Regions from separate parts of the Mus musculus genome. Here region 2 is linked to region 1. Evidence: chromatin loops called from intact Hi-C (ENCODE). Cell type or tissue: heart. All regions are shown on one strand. Each heading gives the region's core, and the rest is flanking DNA. Links, peaks and the distances in the headings are about the cores only.

Region 1 (5,370 bases), core at 79-5,078:
TTGGGAGGCAGAGGCAGGCAGATTTCTGAGTCCAAGGCCCCCCTGGTCTACAGAGTGAGTTCTAGGATAGCCAGGGCTGCACAGAGAAACCCTGTCTCGAAAAACCAAAAACTAAAACTAAAACAAAAAAAGAAAGAAAGAAAAAGAAAGGGAAAGAATGTTTGATTAAAAAATTGCTGTTTGAGTTTGAGTTGCTGACTGACTTGATATTAATTTCTAAAAGAATCATTAAATGAATTTTGGCTTGGGATTAGAACTTCCAGCAACTTCTGAAATGGCTATCAGCATAATTCTGACATTTTACATTCAGTTATATACATTTATTTGGTCTTCTCATCACCGATGATTATATGATCTATCAACTCTAGAAAACCTTGAAGATAGCCTATATTCTGTAGTATCACATATTCAATCAAGACTCGTGTGTGTGTGTGTGTGTGTGTATACTCACTTGTAATGGGACATGTTAAGGTTAAGAGGCCCGAGAATGACATTAGAATGTCTTCCTCATATGTTCCTCCAGCTTTATTTCATTTTTGTTGTTTTTGTTTGGTTTGTTTTGGTTTTTTTTGTTTGTTTGTTTTGAGACAGGGTTTCTCTGTGTAGCCCTGGCTGTCCTGGAACTCACTCTGTAGACCAGGCTGGCCTCGAACTCAGAAATCTGCCTGCCTCTGCCTCCCGAGTGCTGGGATTAAAGGCTCGTGCCACCATCTCCCAGCGAAACACAGTTTTCTTCGGAAAAACCATACTTACTTCATGATGTATTAACTGTTTCAACTTCTGTGCTATGAAGACAGAGCTCAGTTGCTTGTGTAGCATCGAGTATGGGTGACCTGCCCTTTTTAGAAAGTTTGCCTTGACCCCATTCTCTGAGGAGCAGTTGATGATGAAAGGCATCCCAGAGAGGCAGGTGGAGATGGAGGACAAGATGCCTAGCTGACTAAGTACTGTGCTAGGAGGGGAATTACTCATGAAGTTCAGAACAAGTCCAGGCTAGGGATATCAATTCCAGAGTTGTCATTTTGAACATGATTATTTAGAAGATGATTTAAGTGGAGACTTTTAAAATAAGGCCCAAGGCAGAACACTATTTACAGGTCAAGAAGAGGATCTAGGCAGATGCAGGAGGCCTATAACTCAGGGAAAAAAATGAATATGGTTTCCAAGAAGCCAGGAGAAGACCATTTTAGGGAGGGAATGACCAGCGGGGACATAAGATGCCACAGAGGATGTCAGTTCAGGGGGCTGTGTTTTGGGACTATGGCTGCACATAGAAGCTTACAGGAAGACTGAGTCTAAGGTTAGGAAAACAAGTAGTTTAAGTATGCATAAATGCATTCACATCATGCACATATTGTCTTCCTTTAGGGTCTGAGAACAGGTATGGAATTAGAATCTGTACCCTATGTTCAGAGATAAGGTTTGGGAACATGAACTTGATTTTTGATCAAAACATTTTTGGTGGAATTACAGAACATAAACTGGGCTGGACATAGTTCAGGCTTTAACGACATTGGCTCATGACCAAAACACATAAAAATATTTAGTTAACAGGAACATGAACAATGGCTGACTAGAACTCGTACAAGGAAAAGGGTGGAAAACAAAACCCAGAGATAGTCAGTGCCAACATTTTCCTCGAGTTTTGCTGAAAAGTGACAGACTGGGAGGTGAAGCAGAGATGGCTGTAGACAAACAAGGGCCCTGGGCAAACATGGGAGAACCATGTAACACTCTGCACTGGGGTAGTAGAAGGAGAAAACTGGTGATGTGGAGGGGAGACATCCCAGGCATCGGTGAGTTGTATGGCACCTGAAGCAGTGAGAAGAGGGGGGCTGCCCTCTCCACTGCAGCCACTTGTCTGAAGTACCAAGATGAAAGACCATGCTGCTCGCACACATGAAAGCAGGCTGGTAGACAGAAGTTCTCTTGTTGGCTTGCATTTTCTTGGTGAAATGGAAAGCAAGACCATCAAAGAGAATATGGGAGAGTGGAGGGGAGTGAAGGGGTCCCCCAGAAGAGCGACTGGGGGAGGAGTTCAGTTTTGTACCTCTTATGGAAGCTTCTTGGAGCAGAGCAGTTTGGGTATTTGGGCAGACTCAGAGCATGCTGTTGGTTGGGATCTGAAAGAATCCGGAAGTCTCCGAGAGAAGCCCCTGTAGAATTCTCCTAAGTGGTTTCTTGGAATTCTACTTGTTTGAGTCATTTTCCTGAAAAAAACCAGTATGGTCATGGGAGGCATACCTTTTCTTTAACTCTTTCAGCAAAGACAGAAGAAAAAAAAAAGCAATAAATTACTCCTAATGGAAGGAAACAAGCCTCCTGGATGGAGTTCAAGGTACAAGGTACTTCCTAAGGAAACCTTTGTGTAGTTTTTGCAGGGTGGAGGGTATTAAAAACTCACATGGGTTTATGTAGTATTCAAAAGACAAAATCATCACCTTGGGTGCTGTAAATCTTTTGCCTACAACGCTCTGCATAGAGCTGCCCTTCCAACCTCTCCAGCCTGCACTGTTCACTCTGCAAGGCTCTTCTGGACCTCGCCTGGAATGTGCACACAGACTTTTTCTTCTGCCTCATTTTCTATTCCTCCCTCCCTTCCTTGCCAGTAAACGTTTCTGCTACGTGTTCAGAACCCGCTGTACACTAACTCCCCAAGTCCCAATCGTCTGTGAAAATCCCCATGACTTGTTAGAAGTGGGCTCGTTTGCCTCTCTACATTTAGTGCCGGATGGAAGTAGGCTCGCGACAGTTGTTCTAATGCAGGCACCGTCAGGGTGCGTTGTGTGGAAAGGCAGCTGGCTAGGACGTGAAGCCAAGCGGCCCGGCCTAAGAGGGAGACAAGCAGGCACCGGGAGAAGGCGGCGGTGCGGGGCGAGAGCACGAGATGATTTGGCCCGCAGCCTGAGGGAAGGCGGATGGGAGGTGAGAGTGTCCACCGGCTATTGCGGGACCAGGCAAAGGCCCTCAGGGTTCCGGTTAGATGCGAGTCACCAGCATCCTCTAGACCTCGGGCGAGGAAGCCCACAGAACCCACAACTCCCGAGACCCACCCGCAGTAGCCACTCAACAAGCTGCGGCGAGACGTCCCGCGCATGCGCGCCCTAGCCCCACCCTCCCCTGGGCCCGCCTCTCCCCGCCCTCTGCGTGCGCACCGCCTAGAGCCCGCCTCTCAGAAAGACGGCTGGCGCATGCGGCCCGGCCGAGCACTGGCTGCCCGAGGCTCACCACGCGCGCGCCGGCCTTGCTGTGGCTGACACGAGACTCCGAAGCCGGCCTCAGGTAGGCAGACTTCAGGGATCCCGGTGGAACGGCTCCCGGGTGCAAGAGCCTGTGGCGCCGACAGAGCCCGGCGCGGACGGCCACGCCGCCGGGGCGATAAACGTCTCTTCTCACCAATCAGGGGAGAGCTGGCCCGGCGTTCTGCCCAATGGGCTGCATCTCTAACGGGAGTGGGGCGGGCAGTCCCGGAACGCGAGCTGCCGGCTCCCGCGCGCGGGCCGCGTGGCCCGGCTAAGGAAAGGGGCCGAGTCCGGCGACGCGGGCAGCCGGGCTTGGTGAGGTAGAGAGCGCGGTGTGCCGCCGCGGAGGGGTCTCCCAGAGCCCCAGCCTGTGATGGGGCCCGACTGGCGGCCTTGAGCTCCTCCCGGCGCTGCCCGGCGCGCGGGAGGAAGGGGCTTGTAGGTTCGCTGGGCCTCACGGCCCAGGCTACCCAGCTGCTGTCTCTCTTTCCAGCCCAGCGCGAAGATGCTGGCGTTCTTGAGGCCACTACGTCAGCGTGGCTGCCTTACGTCCACACTCATTATTTTAAATCCTCAGCAGCCGGGTGACGCGGGTGGGTGCTGCTGTGGTTCTCGTCCCACTTTTTACGGCGGTGCGAACCCGGGCATCAGGCACTTCGGGGCTAGATTTAGATTTCAGCACATCTGCGGTGGATCCTGAGCCTGATTTTCACCAACTTCATTTTTTTTTTTTTTTAACAAAAGCTTTCACATTTTTCATTCGTGAATTTATCTGGTGCCCCTTGCTCTATATTATAGCTCCTGTACTTGAAAAACCTTTTGTGTCTTGTCATCTTCAGAAAAAAAAGTGCAGCGTGGACATTCAACTTTGCCCATGGACTGGCCCCTGGCCATCCCTTTGCCCTAATCTTTTTTTCTTGGTGCATCCTGTGGGCTCACCTGCTTGTTCATGCTTTGCCTGATTCCTAGCTCATTTCAGTCAGTCAGCCTTACGGGCCCATTACAAGGCAGGTTTTCAAAAGGAGCTCCTGGATCCTCCCTCAGTCCAGGTCATCTCTCCCGGAGATACTTAAGTTGGACCCACATTTGACTTAAGTTTGTGGTACCCCCAGCATGTGAGTAGCTCTCCCATAATAGGTAGTTTGTAAACGTTAGGGAATGGGTCCTCTCCAACTGGCTCTTTGTGGCTTTTGGAATATTTTTTTGCCAGTCACTCTGGGAGACTGCCAGAATCTTAGTGTCTGTCTGTCTGTCTGTCTGTCTGTCTGAGTCTCAATCTCTCTCTCTCTCAGAAACACACACGCACATACACACAGAGAGATCTGAATAAAGTTGGGACAAGATGAGGTGATCCCGTGACAACCTGTTCTGAACTGAGGAATCTGTAGGAACATCAGAAATTGACTCAGTGAGTCTAGGCTGTAGTCTTAGTAAGAAATGCCAGGATGCCAGGTTTGGACTTATCTAAAATACTAAAATATAGCCAAGTTTGATAAATGCATTAATAAGAAGGAACCATATAATTATGAGGTGATACAGTTTTTCTCTCAAGGATATTGTCTACCCTTTTGGGGTTCACAGTCTGCATAAGCATACTAAACACTCCTGAAGGTCTTGGGTTAAAGACTAGTCATCATTTCTTTTGATTTTTTTTTTTTTTCTGCCCATAAAGTCACCTTCCCCTCTTTTGAGATAGGAATTCCATATGTATGTAGATCAGGTGTCTTTGAACTTGGGGCAACCCTCCTTTCTCTTTCCAAGTGCCCCTTTCTTTACAGGCATGGAGTACCTTATCCTGTCAAAACCTTTCTGGGAAACCCAGTTGTATTTTGTAGAAGTACACTTTTGAAACGACTGCGCAGAGGGTAGAAAGAGCAGGATAACATTCCTTACTGTGTAAGGGGAAAGGTATTTCAAGCATTATGCTTTCCTTGCCAAGTTTGTTCATTCTCGTTCCTGGGAGGAGTGGAGCTGGGAAATGCGTCCTGCAGAATTCCCCTTTCTTTGTTCCTTAGCTTATTTTTGTTTTAATTTGGCTTCACACAGGGTTTTTAGAGGGGGGAAGTGTCTTCTCTGTGCTAAAGCAAGCATTTCTTGATGCTTGGTGGCGGCATTTTCTCTTTTTGGT
Region 2 (5,370 bases), core at 129-5,128, 170 kb after region 1:
TTGTAATGTTCATATCAGAGTTTTCCCAGTTTTGAATCCTTACCCTGGAGGGTGCAGTTCTGTACAGAATGGCACCATATAATTCTTTAACAAGTTACACAAAAGTGAAACAGTATTTGCACAAACTAACATTCCAGAAATTAAAATCTGACATGTGTGGAGCTGGTGAGATAGCTCAATGTTTAAGATCATGTATCTCTCTTCCAGAGGAACCAAGCCTAGCTCTTAGCACCCAACTGTTATCTTACAACTCTCTATAACTCCAGTTGTAGAGAAATCTTATTCCTCTAGCCTCCATGGGCGCGCGCGCACACACACACACACACAATTAAAAAGCAACACCTTTAAAATTTTGACTTATGTGCTACAAACTTAAAAACCACTAACCAATTCAAAAAACAAAGACATAAGTACAAAGATAAACACAGTTCTGACTGCTGGTATGCGCTTGCCTTAGTTACAAAAACAGTGAAACTTTGCTCAGATCTTGAATGAGGTCCCAGCCACAGATCTTAGCATTTTATCTACAAAGCCATCACTTCCCTAATGGGCTTAAGAAATTACTTGTTTGCAGGGATGCTTAGGCAAAGGTCTAAAAAACTAATAAAAGATCCGTTTTAAGTACTTTAACCCTACGTACCACCAAGGCTAAGAATTAAACTTTAAAAAAAAAAAAAGGAAAAAAAAGGAATGCTTTTTTAATGAGCAACAGAAAGTGTTTTTTTCACAGCAAGTTGAGGCCTTCTGCTGGCAGGGAAAAAAAGCAGAGTTCATTGTCATAAGGCAGTTCTCTCTCCAAGCAAATATTAAATTGCAGTTTGGCACCAATCTAGGTCTCAGTCCTTTTTAGAGCAAAAATAATAAGCTCTTTTATCTGCATGATATATTACACTGTACAATCTTTTGATATACATTAGCTCACTTGATGAAGTGTTCAATTTTTCAAAGGAAGAGAAACCACAAAACAGGATGATCTCTTTTAGCTTGGGGGAACACATGCTACTACTATACAGCTTTTCCCTCTCCCCTCCCTACCCCCACCCGCTAAGTTCAACGCAGTACGAAAATGAGGAAGGGAGAGTACTTTTTATTTAAGGTCAGTCCTTTAGGGTCAAAGCTCTTCCCTTAGAAATGATTGAGCTTGGTCTCTCTGCTCACAAGAAGCTCTTCTGTGGGGGCAATATGGGCAAACCAGTGCTCATCAAAGGAGCGGATCAAAGACCAGAGTAAAGAAAAAGACTAAAGGAATTGGGAGTTAGCCAAAATAAGACTCAGGGGACACGATTACTATCTTCACTCTTAACAGCTGCCCAAGAGGAAACGAAGCAGAAAGACGAGAGACAGCCGTTCCTTTCTACCTATAACCAAATCCATCCAGGACCAGACTGGACGGCCTTACTTTAGAAAGGTTATTAGGACTAGGACGGAGAGCCGTCCTAAAAGGTTCGCCAAATTATTAGGGTATTATTTGGAATTTTTAAAGATAACTTCCTTCCCGAATAGGATAAGAGTAGGGGGAGCCTGGATGACTCTCAGATCTCTTCGCTTTGGGGTATGTTTTGGGGTTCACCTATCTACTAGGGAACTCCTTCCCCTGCTGTGCTCTAAGGTTGTCCGCCGTTCCCTGTCTCAGGTTCGAAACCTTCTGTAGCCGCCGGGTGTTTGCCCGGCTCCAGGCAGGTGACACAAGTGAGTCTCCCCCACCCCGCCCCCAGCCCCGGGACCCCTGAAGAAAGCTCCAAGCCCACTGTGTTCACGACCCCCGGTGCTCCGCTGCTGGGACCCAGGCGAATCTCTCTGGCGACGCGTCCCAGCAGCCCGAAAGAGCCCCCGCACTGGGCCCGAGCCAGGCTTCCCGGTTCCGCCCCAAGCCCTGCTCCCCGCTCGGAAGGGGCCCTGTGCGGGGACTCGCGCGCCGCGCCCCCGACCGACCCCGACGCGTCAGGCCGCCGCCGGACACTGGGCCCGAGCAGATGCGGCGCAGGCCGCCGGGGTTCTGGCCGGGTTGACACGGCCGCCGGAGGGCCGCGGACACAGACACCAGGGTCACCGGGCGGGGACTCGCTCCAGCCCGTGGCCGTAAGGCGGGCCTTGAGGGGCCCGGACCGGGCCGGGGGTGGCAGTGAGGCGCTTACCTGAGGGCGACAGCGGCGCGGGGCGCGGGCGGCTCACTCCCATCCAGCCGCCATGTTTCCGCTGCGCAGGGAGCGAGCGAGGACGCCGGCAGGGGCGGGCGACGGCTCTGGAGAGCGGCTCGGCTGAGGCGGCGGCGGGAGGCGGGGGGCTCCACCGAGGCGGCGGCGGCGGCGGCGGCGGCGGCCGAGGGGCGGGGGGCGGGGGCGAGAGCTGCCCAGCCCCGCCCGCCAGAGACTCCTGCCGCGAGGTGGCGCGCGCCGCGGCCGTTGGGTTCTCTCGCGCGCGCGCGCGGGGCGGCGGGAAGGGGCGACCCCTCGCGCCTTCCCCCCGCCTCGCGACCGCCAGCCCTAAAAAAAAAAAAAAAAAAAAAAAAAAAAAAAAAAAAGCCGCGACCCACTGGATTGCTCGCGTCTCCCAGACAAGTGAATGACGTCCTCTGAGGTCCCAGGTTCGAATCCCGTCGGCCCTCAGCCCCCACCCAGCTGGTGGCCGGCTGTGGAGTAATCTTAAAAGAGTTCCTTCGCACCTTTAGTCTTTCCAATGCGCAGGCGGGAGGAAAACTACTATGAGGAGAAAACCAGTGCGCCCCAAAAGGTGCAACAAGACTAACAAAAGCAGGCCTTCACTTTTGCCCCGTAGTAGGCTTTGAATGTTAGCGTGCTAGGTACTACAGTGGCTAGGGTCCTTCCAATGATGCTACCCCACCCCACACACAATTGTGTCTCAAGAACGTTATGTTTTAGCCCGCGGAAACTGAAGTTCATGGGGGTGGGGGGGAGAGCTACGTCTCCAAGATCACACAATTTTACTGGCTGTGCTCTTGCCTGGAGGTCAGGTGTTAAGGGAAATGCTGGTTGATTTTTATCAGCCTGAAACAAATCTACTCTTATCTCAGAAGGTGGAATCTCAGTTGCATAACAGTCTCCATCAGAATGGCCTATAGGCAAAGTCTGGGTGGGCATTTTCTTGTCTAATGATTGATGTGGGAGGTGCTACCCCTGGGCAGAGGTGGTCCTAGGTGGTATAAAGAGAGGCCAATAAAGGATGTTGCTCCATAGCCTAGCTTCATTTCCTGTCTCCCTGTTGCTGTTCTCACCTCCCTCAGAGATGAACAATGTTGTGGAAGTGTAAGCCAAATAAACCATTTCCTCTCCCAGGTTGCTTTTGGTAGGGGTCTTTATCACAGCTATGGAACTCACACCAGAACCAGAGAGTTCCGGGAAAGCAGCCCTTACTTAGCCCGAAGCTCATTCAATCTGGTTCCTAGAGGAAGCTGCAAAGAAAGGCTTCTCAGGATGAGGAGAGACTGAGAGCAAAGGTGTGGCAGGGATGGCTATCAAGAGTCTGAGAGGCTCTGGGAATCTGGTGGTGATGCTGTTAATGTTAGAGAATGAAGGGAAGCCAAAGCACGGCAGATCCTTGCACATCTACACTAGAACTTCAATTTTTTTTCCTCTCTCTCTTCTATTGGATATTTTCCTTATTACATTTCAAACGTTATCCCCTTTCCAGGTCTCCCCTCCAAAAACCCCCTATCCTATCCCTGCTCCCCCAGCCTCTATGAGGGTGCTCCCCCACCCACCCACACACTCAATGCCTTCCCTCCTTGACATTCCACGACACTGAGGGATCAAACCCCTAAGGCCCAAGGGCCGCTCCTCCCACTGATGTCCAACGAGGCTATCCTCTGCCACATATATGGCCGGAGCCATGGGTCCCTCCCTGTATACTCTTTGGTTGGTGATCCAGTCCCCGGGAGCTGGGGGGGGAGGGGTCTGGCCAGTTGACACTGTTGCTCCCCCCATAGGGCTACAAACCCCCTCAGTTCCTTCAGTCCCTTCTCCAATTCCTTCATTGGGGACCCCATGCTCAGTCCAATAGTTGGCTGCAAGCATCTGCCTCTGTATCTGTCAGGCTTTGGCAGAGCGTCTCAGGAGACAGCCATATCAGGCTCCAGTCAGCAAGCACTTTCTAGCATCTGCAATAGCGTCTGGGTTTGGCAACTGTATACGGGATAGATTCCCAAGTGGGGCAGTCTCTGGATGGACCTTCCTTCTCCCTGTACAAAGTTCAAGTCCAAGTGGATCAAGGACCTCTACAGAAAACCAGATACCCTGGATCTAATAGAAGAGAAAGTGGGGAAGAACCTCGAACACATGGGCACAGGGGAAACATTCCTGAACACCAATATTTATGCTCTAAGATCAAGAATTGAAAATGGGACCTCATAAGATTGCAAGGCTTGCCAGGCGATGGTGGCATGCCTTAAACTCAGCACTTGGGAAGCAGAGGCAGGTAGATCTCTGTGTTCGAGGCCAGCCTGGTCTACAGAGTGAGTTCCAGGACAGCCAGGGCTACACAGAGAAACCCTGTCTCAAAAAACAAAAAAACAAAACAAAACAAAAAACAAACAAACAAAAAGAAGATTGCAAGACTTCTGTAAGGCAAACCACAATAGGTCAAAACAGCAACCAATAGGTTGGGAAAAGATCTTTACCAATCCTACATAGAGGGCTAATATCCAATATATACAAGGAACTCAAGAAGTTAGACTCCAGAGAACCAAAGAACCCTATTTAAAAATGGGGAACAGGGCTAAACAGAATTCTCAACTGAGGAAAATCGAATGGCTGAGAAGCACCTAAAGAAATGTTCAACATCCTTAGTCATCAGGAAAATGCAAATCAAAACAACTCAGATTCCATCTCACACCAGTCAGAATGGCTAAGATCAAAAACTCAGGTGACAGCAGATGCTAGCAAGGATGTGGAGAAAGAGGAACATTCCTCCATTGCTGGTGGGATTGCAAACTGGTACAACCACTCTGGAAATCAATCTGGTAATTCCTCAGAAAATTGGACATAGTACTACCTGAGGGCCCAGCTATACCATTCCTGGGCATATACCCAGAAGATGTTCCAACATGTAATAAGGACACATGCTCCACTATGTTCATAGCAGCCTTATTTATAATAGCTAGATGCTGGAAACAACCCAAATGCCCCTCAACAGAAGAATGGATATAGAAAATGTGTTACATTTACACAATGGAGCACTACTCAGCTATTAAAAACAATGACTTCATGAAATTCACAGGTAAATGGATGAAACTTGAAAATACCACCCTGAGTGAGATAACCCAATCACAAAAGAACACACATGGTATGTACTCACTGATAAGTGGATATTAGCCCAAAAGTTCAGTATACCCAAGATATGATTCACAGACCATAT

Evidence for each region. Hi-C counts contacts between places; a loop is a spot of excess contacts. Peaks named below come from ENCODE experiments on the same cell type or tissue, not always from the same donor. Only the 100,000 strongest peaks of a DNase experiment are listed, where the experiment ranks them.
Region 2: a loop joins it to region 1, with 2.3 times the contacts of the local background. A loop is called at or near these places in 2 of 42 quality-filtered maps.

Annotation. Positions count from the first base shown.
Region 1 is chr4:120,568,063-120,573,432 of GRCm38, reverse strand. It overlaps Ctps (cytidine 5'-triphosphate synthase), which reads left to right and starts at 3,157. Exons shown (of 19, transcript NM_016748.2): 1 at 3,157-3,282. In heart, for the core only: no CTCF peak of the experiment used is centred there; DNase peaks (open chromatin) are centred at 3,142 and 3,392; H3K4me3 peaks cover 3,186 bases; H3K27ac peaks cover 2,788 bases.
Region 2 is chr4:120,402,222-120,407,591 of GRCm38, reverse strand. It overlaps Scmh1 (sex comb on midleg homolog 1), which reads right to left and starts at 2,244. Exons shown (of 18, transcript NM_001379185.1): 1 at 2,136-2,244. In heart, for the core only: a CTCF peak has its summit at 2,389; a DNase peak (open chromatin) is centred at 2,031; H3K4me3 peaks cover 2,988 bases; H3K27ac peaks cover 2,840 bases.